Regions from separate parts of the Homo sapiens genome. Here regions 1 and 2 are each linked to region 3. A link is a contact called in ENCODE Hi-C or POLR2A ChIA-PET data. All regions are on one chromosome and are shown on one strand. The core of a region is the stretch at or near the end of the contact, and the rest is flanking DNA. Distances in the headings are between cores, read along the strand shown.

The links. A loop is a pair of places that touch in the nucleus more often than their neighbours do. ChIA-PET counts read pairs that join two places held with the same protein, here RNA polymerase II (POLR2A). Pooled maps may share reads with other maps.
Region 1: a pooled map shows a loop between it and region 3 (4-fold over the local background). The contact joins two enhancer-like sites. A Hi-C loop is called at or near these places in 7 of 37 single-sample maps with no recorded cell type and 11 of 50 pooled maps. POLR2A ChIA-PET finds 5 or more read pairs at or near these places in 5 of 52 experiments (AG04450, BJ, OCI-LY7 and 1 more).
Region 2: a pooled map shows a loop between it and region 3 (4-fold over the local background). The contact joins two enhancer-like sites. A Hi-C loop is called at or near these places in 4 of 37 single-sample maps with no recorded cell type and 4 of 50 pooled maps.

Annotation. Positions count from the first base shown.
Region 1 is chr15:64,882,902-64,886,117 of GRCh38, reverse strand. No RefSeq gene overlaps it. Among named protein-coding and RNA genes, the nearest start is that of ANKDD1A, 27 kb to the left of the region's middle. RefSeq lists an enhancer at 1,841-2,060. Within about 2 kb of position 1,962, at least 28 of the 41 ENCODE cell types and tissues checked have a DNase peak (open chromatin) inside an H3K27ac peak, as active enhancers do.
Region 2 is chr15:63,472,716-63,476,217 of GRCh38, reverse strand. No RefSeq gene overlaps it. Among named protein-coding and RNA genes, the nearest start is that of USP3, 30 kb to the left of the region's middle. RefSeq lists enhancers at 820-939, 1,530-1,839, 2,760-2,819. Within about 2 kb of position 1,942, at least 17 of the 41 ENCODE cell types and tissues checked have a DNase peak (open chromatin) inside an H3K27ac peak, as active enhancers do.
Region 3 is chr15:64,246,459-64,249,719 of GRCh38, reverse strand. All of the region lies in intron 4 of CSNK1G1 (casein kinase 1 gamma 1), which reads left to right. Among named protein-coding and RNA genes, the nearest start is that of PPIB, 85 kb to the right of the region's middle. RefSeq lists enhancers at 1,376-1,670, 2,560-2,619, 2,740-3,240, 3,241-3,261. Within about 2 kb of position 1,624, at least 13 of the 41 ENCODE cell types and tissues checked have a DNase peak (open chromatin) inside an H3K27ac peak, as active enhancers do.

The sequences.
Region 1 (3,216 bases), core at 713-3,212, 640 kb before region 3:
ATCCACCCGCCTCGCCCTCCCAAAGTGCTGGGATTACAGTCGTGAGGCACCACGCCCGGCCAACATGCAGCTTTTAAGTTAAACAATGTATATGCCTTTTCTGGGGGAAGACTTTTCAACTGAGGAGCTGTGGGTTGCTCACTGTCCAGGGATGTCACAGAGTTGAATTTTATGCAATTAAGTGAAATAATCAGATCAGCACTCAACTTTCTGATGTGACTGGAAAATTGTCTTTAAAAAATCAAAATCTTTTTTTTTTTTTTTTTTTTTTGAGACAGAGCCTTGCTCTGTCACACCCAGGCTGGAGTCCAGTGGCGCAATCTTGGCTCACTGCAACCTCCACCTCCCCTGTTCAAGCAATTCTCCTGCCTCAGCCTCCCGAGTAGCCGGGACTACAGGCGCATGCACCACAATGCTCGGCTAATTTTTGTATTTTTAGTAGAAATGGGGTTTCACAATGTTGGCCAGGCTGGTCTCGAACTCCCGACCTCAGGTGATCCACCCGCCTCAGCCTCCCAAAGTGCTGGGATTACAGGCACGAGCCACTGTGCCCGGCTTTTTTTTGTTATTTTTTTGTTTTTGAGGCAGGGTCTCATGTCACCCAGCAGACTGGAGTGCAGTGGCACAATCATGGCCCACTGCAGCCTCAACCTCCTGGGCTCAAGGCAATCCTCTAACCCCAGTCCCCTGAGTAGCTGGGACTACAAGTGCATGCCACTATGCCTGGCTAATTTTTTATAATTTTTGGAGAGATGAGGTTTTGCCATGTTGCCCAGGCTGGTCTGAAACTCCTGGGCTAAAGTGATCCACCTGCTTTGGCCTCCCAAAGTGCTGGGATTATAGGAGTGAGCCACCGCACCCGGCCAAAATCCACATTTTTAAAATGTGGATATATCCTAAAATACTGCAGGGAAGACCTAGATCAGGGGTTCTTAACCTCTTTTGTGTGTGCCATGGCCTCCTTTGTCATCTGGTAAAAACTTGCAGACCCCTTCTCAGAATAATGTTCTGAAATGCACAAAATAAACTAGCATAGGCTTACAAAGAAAACCAGTTGTATTAAAATGTAGTCATCAAACAATTAAAAAAAATTTTTCGACATAGTACTAGATAGTGCTTCCTAATTAATGCCTGAAGATCAAGAGCTAATAATAGGTCCAATAACTGCTGTAATTTTGAAATAGTGATGAGTATAAACCATATTTTGAAATATCTTCAAAAACCGTTATATGATTTGAAAATATTTGTAATTGCTAGTGACATCATCACGAGTCCTGCTAATACTGCTGTGGTTTGTTGCCTACATTCATCGTTGAAGAGAATGCTAAAATTCAGGTAGAAATTAGTGAAAATAAAGATATATATTTTTTCTCTTCCAAATTTTTAGACTCCTTGAACTCTATCCTTTGATCTTTCGGGTTCCCTTAGATGCCAGATTAAGAACTCTTGTTCTAGTTCTATCTTATATTTTATAGCATGTATATGTAATTATATCCAACAATTACAACAAATACCACAATGCAAATGTATCCAGATTTTGTGGTTTTCAAAATCTGATTAAATTTACCAATAAATAAAGTGCCTGGCAGGTAGTAGGTCTCGATAAAGGGGTGTCTCTCTGCCCAGGGCCTGGGACTCCTGCTGTAGTTGCGCTGCTCATTCTTCTAGGGACGCCCACAGCCTGCTTGGCACTGGGCCAGGCCTTTCCCCACTGTTAGCAGCTTTTATGCCCCGATGCCACACTGCTGCCACTTGGCAGGTGAGAAATCACATTAGGTTTGGGGATATTTTGACTGCCCCTCAACCCTGGGAGGAGGGTGGCTTCATAGCCCAGCCTTGAAGAGCCCCAGGCTCTTTCCCCTAGGGCCCCAAGCTGCCTGCATCCCGGGAATCCCCTGGAAGCCCTTTGCGCCTGCTTCCCCTCTTGACTCATCTGAGGTCGGATGAGGAGCAGTCATGAGCCGCGTGACAAGGTCAGTGCTGACAGGCTCACAAGATGCCCTGAGCGCCTCCCAGGAGAGCTGGCAGGTCCTCAGAGCAGACAGGGCAGACAGATCCTAGAGGAGAAGTCCACTCCAGCCCCTCAGGCTTCAGAACAGGGCCGGAACAGAATTCAGGTTCTGGCTCCCAGAGCTCATCCTCCACCTCTCCCTGCTTCCAGGCTACCCTTTCCCCTGCCCAGATCCTCGATTCCCTGGGGAGTCCTGCTCCCCTCTAGCCAAGCTCTGCCATCCACCTCTTTCTTCAGAGCCTTTCCACCTCATCATCTGCCTTCTTATCAAAATCTGCCTGTTTTGTGTCCCATCAGCATCTGCTCCCAAGGCAACTCCCAGTTATCAGGGGTACATGCAATGTGGAGTAGAAAGACCTGTATTCAAGTGTGGGCTCTGATTGGCAGAGGAATTCCTCTGCCTCTCAGGGCCTCACTCAGTGTCCTCATCTATTCCATGGACACATTTAAATTGCTGCCCTAACTTTCATAGTTGTTATGAGGAGCAAACCCATTTTTCGCTGTGAAATCACTTTATAAACTGTAAAGCACTTTCATAGCTGTGATTTGGGACTCATGGCTGGCAAGTTGTTTGGCGTTTCACAATTATCAAGATCCCTCTGGGGAAATGATACAAAGGAATGGTTTTAGTGGTGGAGTTTCCAGCAGATAGGGAGATCCGTATAGCCAGAGGGCCCTGCCACATATTCCTACCTCCTCCCCTAAACCATGTCCCAAGACGTGGCCTTATAGGCAGTCTCGTCTTGAACATGCTGAGAGTTTGAAATGACCCCTCTGAACCTAACACAGGAAATTGACTGGGGAAGTGTTGGGGTTCATGCAGACTTGCTTCTGCTTTAGATGTGATTCACCCAGTTTGTCTTAGCCACAATTGTGGAGTCAGTCAAGAGAATGGTAGGAGGATGAAACATCTGTTTCTGAGGAAGAAAGCAAGCTAGGACAGGTAGATAGCCCACTGCAGGGGCAGAGCCTGTGGCTCACAGAGGGGCATTTTCGTTTTTTTTTTGTTTTTTTTTTTTGAGATAGGGTCTCACTCTGTCACCTAGGCTGGAGTGCAGTGGCATGATCTCGGCTCACTGCAACCTCTGCCTCCTGGGTTCAAGCAATTCTCATGCCTCAGCCTCCTGAGTAGCTGGGATCACAGTCACGTGCCACCACGCCCAGCTCATTTTTTTTGTACTTTTAGTAGAGACGGGGTTTCACCA
Region 2 (3,502 bases), core at 693-3,192, 770 kb after region 3:
GCCAGACTATGTCGGCTAAAAGCACACCCACTAGCCCTTTGCTTGCTAGCACTTTAGACATCTGGATTTTCTGGAGGGAGCTGTTGCAGGAAGATAGATGTAAAAAAGTTAGGGCTTTTCAGATGGCAGTGGAAAAGGAAAGGCCAAGAGGCCAGTCTCAAGCCCCCTGCCCTCCTTCTAGCTAAAGCTAAAAGTGCCTATCACGCTGAAATGACACAGCGGAAGAAATGGCAGTGACCTTGCCTTCCTGGTTTCTGCATGAAGAGCTTCTACCCATACTTCTGGGAAGCTTTGCCCATCCCCCACAAGGAGATGTTAGGACTCCCTCCTTTGTGCTCCTCAAGGGGTTGTGCCAAGGCTCCATGCGATGTCAGGCGTGGAAGAGCAGAATGCTTCGCACAGGGCCCTTCCTCTCTCCCCTGCGGGAATGCTTCCCATGAGGGTCGCTGGACATCATGTGGGTATGTGAATTGACAGTCTAAGCTACGAAACACCGTGTTAAAAATAATACTTATCTGGCTGTGTAGTCAGTTGCTTGTACCTATACCTGAGCTGTGAGCTCTTTGAAAACAAGAATATTTTATTTATTTAATTTTATTTTTAAAAAGGAGGCTGGGCACAGTGGCTCACGCCTGTAATCCCAGCATTTTGGGAGGCCAAGGCGGGCGGATCACGAGGTCAAGAGATCCAGACCATCCTGGCCAACACGGTGAAACCCCGTCTCTACTAAAAATACAAAAATTAGCTGGGAGTGGTGGTGTGTGCTACTCAGGAGGCTGAGGCAGCAGAATCACTTGAACCCGGGAAGCGGAGGTTGCAGTGAGCCCAGATCGTGCCACTGCACTCTAGCCTGGGTGACAAAAGCAAAACTCTGTCTCAAAAAAAAAAAAAAAAAAAAAAAGGAGCGTCAACACCTAGCACAATGCTGGGCACAATGCTGGGCACAAAGCACACACTGATGGACGTGGAGGGCAGGGGGACTGTCTTCAAGCAGACCCACACCTGGGCGGGAGGGCTGGCACCTGGCTCTTTAGAGCAGCCCTGGCTAGCTTTGCCGGAGTCGAGGCCCCTGGCTGGCTGCTCATCTTTCCTTGGAGATGACTGTCATCTTGCTTGCTTTGACCTGCTCCCAGCAGCTCTTGTTACTAACTCTACAGACTCCTGGCACCTCCCACCTGCTCATGCAGCACTCAACCATGACCCGTTTTCTCAGTTCCTCCTACCACCCACTACCGGCTTCTCTAACTGGACTAGTCCTTGCTTCCCCAGCACTGACCACTGTATGACTGACACACGGTGTCTTAGCAAGCCAGGACAATCAATGGATATCACATTATGGAGACCATCAATGCTATGGACTGCTGGGCGAGCAGTAGAAGAGAGAATATGGGTAGACCTGGGTTCAAATCCTGGTTCTGCCACTAGCTAGCTGTGTGACCCTTACCAGTTGCTAAACTTAGAATCTCAGTTTCTCATCTATATATGGGGATTAAAATGAAAAAACCCAAACCCTATCTCATAGGGTTACTGTGAAGAGTAAATACTGTGGCACATATTAAGTCTCTGGCCTTGTGCCTGACACTTGGCAGATTCTCAATAAGTGTTTGTTCTCTTCCCTTCCTTTTTTTCCACCAAGATCTCTTCCAAGTCTAAAAGTCCACAAGCCTTTGAAACATATGTTCCCTTGTCAAACTATAACTTGGGAAGGTCAACAAGATGCTAGAAAGTTTATCTTTCCCAGAGCAGCAAGGATCCCAGGTGACAGAAGCAGCCTGTGTGTCCCATATTACCCTGGAAAAGATCTCTCATTCCCAGTCCAAAGTCTGACTAATGAAGAGAGGGTGTTGTAGGCAATCAGAGTTCATAAACCACACTTGACTAAGCAGATGAAAGCAGGTTCAGTCTGCAGAGAAGCTGTGAGAGAACAGAAAGCCCAGAGAGGCCTGGGAATGCCCCCTGGGGTTGAGAGAGAGAGAGAGCAGTGACCTGAGAGTAGATGTGTCTGTAAACAACTGGGAGCCAATGGCTTAGCCAGGAATCCTCTGCGCTGGGTCAGTGAGGAGCCTATAGCCTCCCACACAGACTCCCAGGAAACAGATGGGCAGAAGTGAGGGCAGCATTCGCCCCGGCCCTCTTCTTCAGGCAGGTGAAATGGATCGGTTTTGGAGATGTCAAAATGAACAGAAAGAGGAGGAGGAGGAGGCAGTAGCATCATCTTCTGTTAACCCCAAGAGCAGTGGTTCTCAGAGCAAGGTCCCAGGGCTAGCTGCAACACCAGCAAATCTGGGGTTGCTAGAAATGCAGATTAGCAGGCCCTGCCTTAGACCTAATGAATCAGAAACTCTGGGGCTCAGACCCCGCAATCTGCATTCTATTAACACAGACTCTGATGCACACTAAAGTTTGAGATCCATTGGCCAGATGCTTTTGTTCAAAAATGGGAAACTTCCTTCCCATTTTGAAGCAGTGGGAGATGGCATGACGATGGAATGGTCATAACCTTTAGCGACAAGATCTGAATTCAGATCCTGGCTCTGCCCCTACATGGCAGTACGATCTTGGACAAATCCACCCACCTCCCTGCACTCTGATTTCCTCACGTGTAAGATGTCTACCTTGCAGGGTGTGGTTAGGTGGTTAGGTTTAGAGAGAATGTAAGGGAAGCACTTTTCAGAGTGCCTGGCACAAAGTGGGTGATCTCCATCACCACCGTCATAACCACCACAGCTGTGGACAAGCCTCCGGGCGAGTAAGAGCTGCATGCATTTAGGGAAAATCACCAGGCCACATGGGACCCATCTTGCTTTCTGAGTGTTTAACATGTTGCTCAGAATGGCATTTGATGCCACTTATCACCTGGCTCCATCTTCATGAAGTTGGGAACCTAAAGACTTAAAGATAATATTTCCTTTTCAAACTCAATGAGAAACACATCTCTATCTAATTTGGACATACCAAGTGAAACCTCAGTGAGAAAAACCACTCTCATTATAATCTGACCTCAGTGTTTTCTCACCCTACCCCTTTCTCTGTTCCTTTTGGGTAAATCTCTTAAGCACACTGTAGCAATGGGCAAATATTTGTTGAGTGTCAAATGAGTGGATTGGCTCAATTTGACTTTAAAATGCCCTGCTGTTGTGCAATACAAAGAACCAAATTCGTGATTGGGCCTTTAGCCTCCTGAGCTGGAAACATGATGGGACTGACCGTAGCACCCATGTGGGTAACATATAAAAATCTTGGGGAATCAGACACTGAGGGGGCTGTATGAGACCAAGCTGGCCAGCACAGGTCATGTAGGTGGTGGTCTGAATTTACAATGAGATGGCTATGGCTCTCAGTTCCTGATAAAGGCCCTAGCTCCAATAAAGTTCAAAAGAAGTGGACACTGGACACACCCTACCTTCTTCTTATCATTATTATTATTATTTTTTTGAGACGGAGTCTCGCTCTGTCACCCAGGCTGGAGTGCGGTGGCGTGATCTCGGCTCACTGCAACCTC
Region 3 (3,261 bases), core at 375-2,874:
GGGCATTAGAGGAAAGGTGACTATACAAATTGCTTTTCACTTAAGCAGCAAGGAAAAACTGGAATCTCTGAGACTGGTATATCCATCATTGTCATGAGTGGGAATAGGAGGGCTCTGTTGTACTGGTTAGGCCAACTGTTGACTCATAGTCAGGTAGGCTGGCCATCGTTGGTCTGTCTCCCAGTACCTTTTCTAACAAACATGTAAAGGTCACAAAGCCTTCTAGGTCCTATATGCAGTTCAGTGGTGACTACTGGCCTCTTTTCTGCTTCTTGAGATCACCCACTACTTCTAAAATAGCTGCGGTGGGCATCATCTTAATACCCTTGCCTGCAACTAACAAGGTAGCTGCAGACTTTTCCAAGATAGGAAGTGCTTTAGTTTTCTGTTTCAAATCCCCTTGCTACCCCTACCCGCTAGTGTAAGAATTACTTTTAGGATTTTCTTACAGTCATCTAAATCGGCTTGACTACTTAGTTCTAATCATAGAGTTCACCACTCTTCAGGCTAATTTAATGTGGGAAAGTCCAGTGTATTTGAAGTTCTTCATATTAGGCCCAAGTTTGCCATTTATTTATATATTTATTATTTTTAAAATTTAGATGGAGTCTTGCTATGTCACCAGGCTGGAGTGCAGTGGCACTATCTCGGCTCACTGCAACTTCCGCTTCCCGGGTTCACGCCATTCTCCTCCTCAGCCTCCCGAGTAGCTGGGCCTACAGGCGCCCGCCACCATGCCCAGCTAGTTTTTTTTTGTAATTTTAATAGAGACGGGGTTTCACCATGTTAGCCAGGATGGTCTCGATCTCCTGACCTCGTGATCCGCCTGCCTCGGCCTCCCAAAGTGCTGGGATTACAGGCGTGAGCCACCACGCCTGGCCAATTTTTTGTATTTTTTTAGTAGAGACGGGGTTTCACCATGTTGGCCAGGATGGTCTTGATCTCCTGACCTCGTGATCTGCCTGCCTCGCCCTCTCTAAGTGCTGGGATTACAGATGTGAGCCGCCGTGCCTGGCCATATTTTTTATTTTATTTTTTCCAGAGTCCAGATGAGGAAGAACATTGGGATATTTTTAAAATCCTGATTATATTATCCTATTGATGATTAGGCATTGACTATTTTTTTATTGTAATTGCATATTGGTCCCACTCTCCCCACTCCCTGCCATAAGATTATAAGCTCCTTGAAAACAAGCCTTGTGTCTTCTTTACCCTTGTATCTCAAGCGTATCTTAAGGCCTGGTGTGATGTCATTCTGTCACATAGCAGTCAGCAAGTAGTTCAGTGGCAGAAAGAAGTTAGAAAGATTTAATAAGCTTGCCTTTTTAGATTTTTACCAATGTTATTAATAAAAATATTCCTTGTGATGGTTAAAAAAAGGAAATTTATTTTGAAAGAAGATCAATTGACAAGAAAATAGACAAGATTTCACCATGTGTCCTTGTAAATGTGAGCATGAACACCAGAGCTTGTTTTTAACTTAGAGGCACAGCATTCCTCCCCCTATTTTTTCAGAGTAAGTTCTCAGCTGCAAGTATGACTCATTGGTAGTTAATGTTTGAGCAGCCAGTGCGCATATGCCACTCTTTTGATTACCAAGGTGATGTTGCAGCATTGTAAATAAACAACCTTTTGTGCCAAAGCCACACAAAGACCACAGTAACATAATTAGTGTTTTTACTCACTAGTGTTTTGTCTGTCATTGTTCATTACTGTCCAGTGAATTATAAAATATTTGGATTTCCTGACAATGAATACTTAAACAAAAAGCCCATTGTGACTTAGGTTTGTTCAGTGAATTAATCATTGCTTATAAATGTATGAAATTATTTGGGAAAAATGATTGATTATGAATTTAAAGAATACCTATTGCTGTGATATCCAGAGCTTGAGACATTAAATTCCTAAAATAGGAACTTTTTGTTGTCCTGGGACTATGACCATTTTCTTCAGTACCCAACTCTTAATCATTACCTTGGCCTTTTGGACCCCAGTTTCACATTGATGACCTGATCTAGAAATTCATACCAATTCTCTAATTATGTAGAGATAGAACAAAAATGACAGCACTGGGTAATTGTGAATGTGGTTCTGGTTGGAGGTCTTCCACATTGTCTCTGCTTTTCCTTGTGTGATCTCTAACTCTTTCTCTTCCATTCCACTTTGTTTTCTAGTGAGTGGTCACACTTTTCAAGCTTTGTTTCTTGATTACAGTTTTACCACCAAGATTTTCAAGACTTAATGCTTAAGAATTGATATCTCCAAGATAATCAGGGAAGAAAGTAAAGGGGACCATGAGAACCTTGAAACTGAGAATAAGCATTTTATTTTCCTGTTAGCTATCATTTTTTCATTTCTTATAGAAACCAAATTGTAAAATCTTATAACTATTTTTCTTATTTTCTTCAATCATCAATGTTATGTTAATTGTATTATGGTCACCATAGGCAAGTTTTAATTTCTTTTCTTTTTATGGGAATGATTTTAGGTTTCAGTATTTCCTTAGGGTCTTTTACTTAGGAAGATACATACATTATCAATTTAAAAATTTTCCAATCCATAAATCTTTTTTCCAGCATAGCTCTCAGTTTTGCTTGTATTCTAGCACACAGGAACAAGATTTGGTGGATGAGAGGTTTGGGGCAGAGATATGAAAGAGTCTGTGGCCGAAACAGATCCGTATTAGGAAGAGTGACAGTATGAGAATGACTCCATAGCTGACCACATGACAACAGCGTGGTATATGTTCGTTAATTGACTAGAAGATGAATAAGCCAGAACCAAGCATGCAGCTGAAGTGGGAGGAAAAAGGGAGGGAGGGGATGAGTCAGCAAGGACCAGAGCAAATGAAAGAGGATTGAGGGTTTAGAGGGTAGGTAAACGGCAGGATAATAGGATTCTTTGCAGTAAATGACAGGAAAATGGAGGTCTCTGACATAACCTGAAATTTCTAAGTCTAGGCTCCCATATCCTGGCTTCCCAGCAGCTATTGTAATCTAGTGACTCTTCTGATTTGGCTCTCTTATAAAGGAGAAGCTAATCCTCAAATTAAAAAATGACAAGATTCCTCCCCCCCCCCCTTTTTTTTTTTTTTAAAGAGACGGACTCTTGCTCTGATTCTGAGGCTAGAGTGTAGTGGTGCAATCGTAGCTTGCTGCAGCCTCAAATTCTTTGGCTCTAGTCATCCTCCCGCCTCAGCCTCCCAAGTAGCTGGGACTACAGGCGCAATGCACCATAGCTGGCTAATATTTTTAGTTTTTT